Regions from separate parts of the Homo sapiens genome. Here region 1 is linked to region 2. A link is a loop called in an ENCODE intact Hi-C map of the cell type or tissue named here. Cell type or tissue: Caco-2. All regions are shown on one strand.

Region 1 (5,000 bases), 270 kb after region 2:
CTGATAATTCTAATATTTCTTTTTTTGTTTGTGTTTTTTGGTTTATAATTTTACTTTAAGTTCTGGGATACATGTGCAGAGCATGCAGGTTTGTTACATAGGTATACATGTGCCATGGTGGTTTGCTGCACCTGTCAACCGGTCATCTAGGTTTTAAGCCCCGTGTGCATTAGGTGTTTGTCTTAATGCTCTCCCCCTCCTTGCCCCCCATCCCCTGACAGGCCCTGGTGTGTGATGTTCCCCTCCCTTTGTCCATGAGTTCTCACTGTTCAACTCCCACTTATGAGTAAGAACATGTGGTGTTTGGTTTTCTGTTCCTGTGTTTGCTGAATTTACAAGAAAAAAATAACCCCATCAAAAAGTGGGTGAAGGTTAACAGACATTTCTTAAGAGAAGACATTTATGTGGCCAACAAACATATGAAAAAAGCTCATCATCATTGGTCATTAGAGAAATGCAAATCAAAACCACAATAAGATACCATCTCACACCAGTTAGAATGGCAATCATTAAAAAGTCAGGAAACAACAGATGCTGGTGAGGCTGTGGAGAAATAGGAATACTTTACACTGTTGGTGGGAGGGTAAATTAGTCCAACCATTGTGGAAGACAGTGTGGCGATTGCTCAAGGACCTAGAACCAGAAATACCATTTGACCCAGCAATTCCATTACTGGGTATATACCCAAAAGATTATAAATCATTCTACTATAAAGACTCATGCACACATATGTTTACTGCAGTAGTATTTACAATAGCAAAGACTTGGAACCAACCCAAATGCCCATCAGTGATAGACTGGATAATTCCAATTATTTCTAATCTCTATGTTACCTTTGTCTGTTTTTCTTTTCTTATATTTTTGCACCTGTTATCTTGTCTTCTCATGTGCCTAGTTATTTTTAACGAATCATTAAAGGCTGCATTTGAAAAGTTATTTGTAGAAATAATTTGAATTATAAAATGATAATATTTTCTGACAGGGATTATTTTTCATTTGCCTCAGTCAGATGCGTGGGGAACTAACAGTTCAGGATCATCTTTATATATGTTAAAGTCTTAAGATTTTCTAGGGAACCCAGATGATATGAAGCAGGGCTTGTATACCATCCTAGGGTTTGTTTATTTCTAGTCTGCCCTTATGTTTAAATGAAAGATCTTAAAGCCAAACGAAGGATATTTTCTAGAATCTGTACCATTGTTGAGTCCCAGATACTGGGTTTTGTCTCCCTATCCAATTGAGGGTCACCAGAAGTATGGCCTAGTGTCTCAGCCTGTGTATTATGCATTGATAAGTGACCCCAGGGTAAAAGCTGTCCAAGTATTTTACTGACCCTTCTAGGTTCTCATCCTCTGCTCTGATCATATTGTTAGTATTTTGACATATTTTGGAAAATATTTCAATTTTCCCCTCCAAAATGATAAGTTGCTTTCAATAGCAAGTTTACCTAAGCCAACATTGCTGGAAGTGGAGGCCCCATGATATTTTAATTCTAGAAAACCAGAATACACTAGTAACATTTGAAAAAGAAGGAAATATGTGGTTTGACAATATGGGAGAAACATGTTTATATATTTCAATTTAAAGTTGAAGGGCTACTATGGATAAAAATAGTCTACGCTTCTTCTAAACGGCTTCAGAAGCTAGAACAAAGAAAAAAATCAGGCCACATTTCAAGAAAATAATTTTAGAATAATACATGTTCATTGTTAAACTGTTTATCTGGGAAAGTTTGCTTTAAGAGCCAGTGAGCTTCCTAACACTGGATAGATCCCATTAGTGATTAAAAAACCATCTGTCAAGGACCCATATCTAAGATATGGATTGGACTAGTGACCTCCAGGGTCCCTAATGTGTAAGATTCCAAGGTTATTTAATTCCAGGAGGGAATTGGAGATGACCTCTGGGTTATGTCTGTAGATAACAAAACAGTAAATTATTTTATAAGGAATAGCTCATTTTAGGCTTGGACTTCAAGGAGATAATTTTTTAAGATTCCCTTCTTGTGCTGTCTCTGATTGAAATGTCTCACAAGCATAGTTCTAGCAATTAAATGTATTCTTTCTCTGCTCTGTGAGCATTAATTTTCATGTATATTTGTTACAGCTCAAGACCTGAGATAATGCCCTGTAAACAGGGAGTAGCTGTTAGCACATTAATTAGGGTTCTCTTTATGGTACTATTGAGAAAGATAATTATTTGTTAGATTAAATCCTGTGCCCTAGGAACTCCAGTTTTTCATGTTGAGTTAGATACTCCATTACAACTACAAACTAAAATTCATATACAGGCTCATTTGCACACACTTTCTATATTTAGGTACTGTCTTTCTTAGTTTAAGACACAAATAACTGTTAAGTAATGAAAGGACCATAAATTCATCCTAAGTAGCGAATCATTGGTTTGGCAATAGGAGTGTAAATATGACCCAGGTTAACAAATTTTCTAAGAGCTACTGTTCAATGTGTAAGTGCTTAAAAACAAATTTCATTTTCTTTTCAAGTCTATACAAGCCAGAGCTTATTCTAAATTGTCTCAATATTCCCAAATGCTGATATCAAAAATAGAGAAAATGAAAGTTTATTTCCTCAATTAGAATGCACATAATGAAATATTATGCCCTGCAGTTATCTTAATGGGCAGAATCATCCTGAGAGAATTCTGATCTCTTTATGCAATCTGTGCTTCTGTTGATACATATGTTAATTTCATATCACTCTGTGCTTTTATTAATAAGAAAATAAGCTGCTGAGACCTGAGTTCCCTTGGACAGATTTACATGGGTAAACAGAGAAGAGAGTTTCAGGTTGCCATTCAGCTTTCCAGGAATGTAGTCGGGCATTACAGAGTTGCAAGTTATTTGTGTAGTGCATTCCTCTAGATAAAGTGTTACCAGCTTCAATGGTAACATATTGCTAGTTTTGTCCAGCTCTATTGGTGATATGCTGCTCACTAGCAGATCTACAAGACACATCCCTTCCCAATCTTTACTTCTTTTCCTTTTTTGTTGTTTTGTTTTGTTTTTCTAGTAAGAAAGACTTCTTCCCAAGTGCTATGGATAGCTTCATCCTTGTCCAACAGGAAGAATAAATCTTCTGGATGGCAGACTACAATCTTTCTGGATGTCTGACTACTGTAGCCAATCAAACAAAGCTCAGTAGCTATCACAGCAAACAATGGAACTAGGAGGGACTGAAGGAGAAACAAGAAAAAGAAAATATTTGTAGGCATTGCAGATACACTAAAGTCCTTGTAGCCAATGACTCTCTAAGAGAGGAAGACAAAAATAACAAAAAAGTTATCATTTGTTAGTTATCTAATATTTTGTTTTATGCTAGGCATTCTACCAGGTTAATTTAAAAGCAATCTTTTAAACTTTGGATCAGTTTTCAAATTGGGTAATAATATCCCCATCTTATAGAGAAGAAAACTAAGGTCTAGAAAGATTAAATGATGTTGCCAATCACACAACTAGATAGTGACAGGGCTGGCATCTGAACTCAGCTCCTTCCTACTTGGAATTCCATCGATTAATTTCTGCTTCAATTGCTCCTCATATTTCATTCTATACAAATACTAGGGATATAAAAGAGAGAGTGAGAGCTGAAAATCTAGCTATGAACAACCAATTTAAAAAACCTCATTTATCAACTGTGTTATTGAGGTCATAATGAGACTCTTCTTAGGAATATTGTAAAGAAACAAAGTGCAAGAGAAGCAGACTCATTACATAGATAAAAATAAGAACAACCACTAATACACTCTGATTTTAAGAATCACTGCCCTCCCATAGGGCTCCCGTTTCTACCTTTCTAGATGGAAATTTACCAATTGTAGACTTCCCAGCATTCCTTTAAGTTTAGGGAATTCTCTATCTCATGAAACTTGTAGAAGACACAGCCTACTTCTTACCACAGAAGCTGCCAAAGTTTCTCACTTTGCCAGCCCTTTCTGCAGCTAGTGCTTGAGCACTAAACTTGGGCTCAGATATGGGTACATCCTGCTAGCATTTTAATATGGAATTCGTAACTTAGAAACAGTGGTAATGAAGAATTATTTTCTGCTGTCATGACTGGGTAGAGACATCTAATGGCTGGGGCAGTCATAGAAGACATGTCTGCAGTAGCATCCAGGGATAGTAGGACAGGAGGTGGCAAGCTGTGATCTGTACCAGAGCAGCAGTGGCTTCATTGGACTGACACTCTGGTATAGCCTTGGCAAAGGGTTGGAATGCTATCTACCTCATTTCCTTTCTGCCTGTTTTCTTATCCTCTGTGTCCACTGTTCCTGATGATCCAAGGAGCCATGCAATATTCTAGCCATACATTTCCCTTGGTTTAAATCAGTCGGTTGTATTTATATAGCCAGGAACAAATAATCTTAACTAATACACTCACCATGAGCCTATTAAGTTTGTCAAATTTTGCTTGTGATTTGATTTTACCAAGAAGTCCTAATTACTGACCAATGTCTTAATTAAAAGCAGTAATCTTTGCCAACCCATGGAAGTGTTAGTGTATGAAACTACCTAGCAGCAATGAAGCAGGTCAAAAACGGGACAAGAACTGAGTGCAATGTGTGTATTGTCCGGGAAAAAGAAACCAAAGTATGGCTAGTCCAAGAAAGGAGAGAGAACCACAATAACATCAAGATTTTAATAATATCTCACATTTTATGGCAGACCTAAGTCTTAATATGGCAGGTCCTCAATTCTGGAAAGTTGTACTCCCACCACAAAAAAACATAGTTATTGGGGAGAAAGGAATCATTATCATCAATGCCATCTCCATTAATTGAACATTTTTGAAGCAATCATCTGAACATTTGTTATTTGTGCTTACAATGATTCTTTGAGGAAATACTATTACCATAATTTTACAGATATGGAAACTGAAGTTTAGGAAGGTCAAAACTTGTACAAGCCACTCAGCTGGTAACAAGTGGAGGTGGGAGGTGAACCCAGGCAGTAAAAACCATTACAACTTTATTACTTTTTCCTT
Region 2 (5,000 bases):
GTTTAATAGCTCCCTACAGTGTTTAGAAGTGTGCACTATACCCAGTATAGCTACTACTATTAAAAGTCTTGAAAGAATGCTTAGAGTAGTTCAAGTCTATTTCTTTAAGACTCACTCCTGTTTTGAAAAGCTTCAGTACAGCTAAGTCATGCAGGAGGATATATCTATCACTTGGTATTCTCTTTGCATTCAAAATGAGTGAGACATCATAAAACACTTCCAACTCCCTGACAATGTGTATTATGTGGCCTAGAACACCATGTGATGCCTTGATATGTTTGTGCGTCACCGGGCCCCAAAGACCTAACCATAAGTTCCCTTGTTCTTGCTAGATGTGTCCCCTTGACCCCCAGTGAAAAAGGCTTCCACCTGGCTAGTTTCCCTATTAGTCAGACCAGCTGCACTCCACCAGTCTGCAACCTAACAGGCTTTCATTTTCTTGCCATCCAACAAATTTCTTCAAACAATCCAATCACATCCTCCTGTGGGAACCAGGGGTTATCTCACCCCCTTGTTACTACAAAGTGTGCCTCACCATGGCCTCTGATTGTTCTGAGTCCAACCCCAGTGTGGCCCTACATGGTATGGGATGTTCTTCTCCTCTGGGCTGTGAGTATATGTGACCAACAAATTGCTATTTCATCTGCCCAGGGTTTGGTGTTTGGCCATCTTGTATTATTTAGGGTGGGGGACTCCTCCCTCACCGACGGGGTGAACAGGAGGCCACTAGAACAGAATGATAATTCACTTTATTCAGGAGAATTTTAGTGTCCATCAACTAATACTGCTCAACAAAAATTAGCACATTATGGCTGTTCTCACTTTGATGGTTTAATTAAGTGAGGGTCTCTGTATATCATAAGGCTTTGTAGTCAAACGTGGTGATACTCTGTGTATAAATTTTGGATTTTGTCTTTTGCTGTGATTTCATAATAAAGGTGATTGGTTTAGCTTGGACCTGCATCAGCCAGGTAGTAAAAATGAATCTCTTTTTAAATCCAGTTTGAATGCTTAGATCAAATGTGTTTTCCTCTTTCACCGTTCTTAATGGTGGAGTTCGTTGATGCAATAAAAGTGAAATAATGACACTTTGCTTTTTGCAAATGTCTTCACTTTTCAAGATACTTTGCATTTTCAAGGTATCAATAGCTTTACAGTTATCTGGACAGTTCAACAGTGAAGGAAATGATACTTTTTCAAAGTTTCTATACAATCTTTTCACTACTCCAAAGAGTTTGAAATGATCGTGTAGATCAGTAGTTCTCAACTGGGGCCAGTGTTGCTCTTAGGGGATAGTTGGCAATTTGTGGGAGTGTTTTGGGTTGTCTAATTAGGGCGACAGTGCTTCTGGCATCTAGTTGATAGGGACAAGTGATGCTGCTAAACATCCTACAATGAATAGAATAACTCTCATAATGAAGGTATTATCCCATCCCAAATGCCCAAAGTGCTGAGGTTGAGATTCCCTGATTTAGACCACACGGCATGCTGCTTGCTCTTTTCAAATTACACAAACCATTATGTGAATGATTTGACCCACAATTCAGCCACAGTCAGAAGTTGGCTTATTCAGAAAGTAACTCATGAGAACATTCCTAGAAATAGTGCAAAGCACCACAGTAGAGGCTGGGGGTTAGGGCACGGCAGATCCATGCTCATCCTTTCAGTCTGTATATAATCTCTACATCCCACAGTCCCTTTGTGCCTGTCTGAATAGAGCAGAACCATATTCTGCCATGACAAAGCAAAAATTCCCAGTCCAATGCTATAACTTTCAGTTCAGAATAGACTTTACAGAACATTTGTGTCTTTTTCATTTGATATTTAAGTATTCATACACAGATACTAGCTTCTTTCATGTGAAATTTGTAATTTAAAAAATGGATTAGTTTTTATTTTGGAAGAAGAATCTGCTCAACAATCAAATAACTCTTTTAACTGTCTGTCAAGTTATAAATGAGCCTAGTTTTGATACTATCCAGTTTATTATAGCTTAAATTGTAGGGGATCTAACAAATGTTGGTAAAAATGTCTTCTGTGGGCTCATTAGTATCATTTTTAAATGGAGGCTCCGCGGCTTCATTGAGCTGAATTCCTGCCCTGCCTTGCCCTCTTTCCTTTCTTATGTGTACACAGCTCTGACTCACTCATTACACAACCTTTGGAAAGAGAGTATGTGCTTAGAGGCAGAGATATGGGCTTGCCTGTGCACGTCAGTGCAAAAACTCATTGAGAATCCTGCTTAGGTTTATGTTTCCATTACCACTATTATTGCAGATCTGACTGAATGTGATGGCTTCTACATAATTACACACACATACACCTCATTCATGTAAATGAAATAAGCTTATGAGGCAAGTAATCATCTTAACTTGATAGCCACCACTCTTATTTCTTTGAGAATTAGGTGATATTTCTAGACTCTAGGAATCTTGCTTCCCTTAGTCCTGACAGTGAGCCACACTTTGTTTACAAATGAATTATGTCTGGTATTTGTACATTGGCACCAGTGAGATCTATTGGAGAAGTTTCATTGTGAAACTTTATTGCTTCTTAATTAATAACTTTATTATAGTTTAACTAGCATACATTTATTCACTATAAATCTATAATACTATGGGTTTAGTAAATTCATATAGGTGTGCAACCATCACCATGATCCAGTTCTAGAATGTTTCTGTTACCCCAAGCTGGTCCCTCATGCCCATTGTCAGTCCTCGCTACCCTCCCAAGCCTCAGGCAGTCCTCTTGTGCTTTCTCTTTCCTTAGATTTGCCATTAACAGACCTTTCACTTAAATAGAATCATACAATACACAGGCTTTGGTGCCAAACTTCTTTCTCTTAAACCATGCTTTGGAAGTAAATCCATGTTGTTGAATGTGTCAGCAGTTCATTTTTATTGCTGAGTATTTCAATACACAGTTATACCCCACTTTGTCTAGTTACCAATTGATAGACATTTAGATTATTTCTAATTTTTTTTTTTTGCTTTATAAATAATGCCTGTGTAGGTATATGTTTTCATTTGCCATGGGCGGATATGTAGGAGTAAAATTACTGGGACCTTTGGTAGATGTGTGTTTAAGTTTTAAAGAAAATACCAAACTATTTTCTCAAGTGACTGTACTATTTCACATTCCTTCTAACAACACATACGATGGTTCCAGTTTCTCCGCATCCTTGCTAACACGTAGTATTATCAGCCTTTCTGATTAGTTACATTTTAGTGGGTCTATAGTGGTATCTCCTGTGGTTTAAATGTGTATTTTCCTGATGATTAATGATCTTAAGCATCTTTATTTGTGCCCTTTCTATATCATCTTCTTTGGTGAAAGGTGTATTGGAATATATTGTATTGAGACAATGTTTACATCTCTCACCTTCTTTTTGCCTCTCGTTGCCACTATTTTTCAGTCCCAATAGGTTGACAATTAATTGATTTCTGAGCTATAAGACTAGGCACTTCTCAGATATTTTAGTGAATTATTGGGAAGGGGGATCAGAGGCATTAGCACTTTTGGGAGGTATTGCTTGAAATTACAAAGCTTCCTTCACTGCTTAATATGTCTGACTATTTCAAGGAACCCATTTACACTATTTCTTAATAGGTGCTGCAAAGCAGTTTGGTGCCAAAGATTTTAATCTCAAAAGATTTTATTTATCCCAATGAGAGATTTGAGATTTTATTAATCTCAAAAGCTGATTTTGAAAAGAATTCAGGAGGAATTTTGCATTCCTATTCTGAACTGTTCTTATAGTTGTCTAGTATTCATCCATTCATGCAGGTAATAAATGCTAGATTAAACTATAAAAATCTTTAAAAGTAAAGCACCTTAAAAATTATAGTTGCACATCTAGGCAAGATCTATTCCTTGCAATTCAGGCAACTCAGTATCTTGGGCTGGTTTACTTTTCAAGCTCTCAGTCAGACCCTTTATTTCATGGAAAAGTTATTTAGTCAGGGTTCTATCCATTAGTTTCTCCAGCAGGCTTTGCTTTTCTTTGGTGCATTGTTTTTTAAGTTAAACTAAAATAAGAAGATTTTTCTGGTGAAAAATCCTGTAAAGCAGGTGATATGGCTATACAATAATATTCTGTTTTAAAAAATTATAGTTTGTTTCACAAGCTTAAGAATTATAATAACATGGAATTTAAAAGTCTTTGTTGCTTTGTGTTGTAAACTCATTCTGGAAAAGTTGAGGAAAGTATACTATTATTTTTCTTTTGACTTGTTGGCTAATGGTCATTTTTCCAGAATGACTTGATGTGAAAGAGCATGAACTATTCCAAGCAAAGCAGAATTGTTCACAGTTGGAGAGATTCAATATCTCTCCAAACCAAGTCTTTTGGCTTACATTTCCCTGCAACACCTCAAGCCACGGTGAAGCTTTGAAAGAAGATGCCCATTGAAAAGTGTTTCACAATTCTAGGACCTCAGACTATACTGCTTCTAAATACACTGGTTCTGTGCCTGTAAAGTGCAGATTGGGCTCCCACTAATTTACAAAATTAAATCCCATTCTCACTCTACTGATCCCGTAAGCTGATTCTGTGAAGGCCAAGGCCACATTTCCTGGATACCCTTGTTTCTCCAGGATCTAACAAAGAGCCACATGTGTAGAATGTAATCAGTCATTGTTGACTAAACAAATGTTGAATGTTATCTTAACATTGTTAAATGTCAACATCATAAAATGGTGAATGAATATCTTAATACCTCACTGTCTGACTCTTAGAGAGACTACCTTCTACTCAGTATTTTCAGGTTTCTTCAGATTTGTTCCTTTTGGTTCAAAGGTTAAAATGAAGAGATCACTACTGTATATTCTGGTATGATGCTAATAACATTTTAGAATATGTGGAATTACCAATATACAACTATATCATTTTAGTTTTCCTGTAATTTTTCAAATGTATGTTATTTTACAGACATGCATTAGATTCATACTACATAAAACTACTACGCCTTAAAAGGGAGCGTTACAGAGGCATACGGGAG

What was found. Hi-C counts contacts between places; a loop is a spot of excess contacts. Peaks named below come from ENCODE experiments on the same cell type or tissue, not always from the same donor. Only the 100,000 strongest peaks of a DNase experiment are listed, where the experiment ranks them.
Region 1: it touches region 2 in a loop (12-fold over the local background); 1 of 110 quality-filtered maps calls a loop at or near these places.

What each region holds. Positions count from the first base shown.
Region 1 is chr14:62,418,897-62,423,896 of GRCh38, reverse strand. All of the region lies in intron 1 of LOC105370529 (a long non-coding RNA gene), which reads right to left. Among named protein-coding and RNA genes, the nearest start is that of LINC00644, 280 kb to the right of the region's middle. In Caco-2, no CTCF peak of the experiment used is centred here; a DNase peak (open chromatin) is centred at 2,838.
Region 2 is chr14:62,689,547-62,694,546 of GRCh38, reverse strand. No RefSeq gene overlaps it. Among named protein-coding and RNA genes, the nearest start is that of KCNH5, 350 kb to the left of the region's middle. RefSeq lists a silencer at 2,082-2,376 and an enhancer at 2,082-2,376. In Caco-2, no CTCF peak of the experiment used is centred here; DNase peaks (open chromatin) are centred at 326 and 2,136.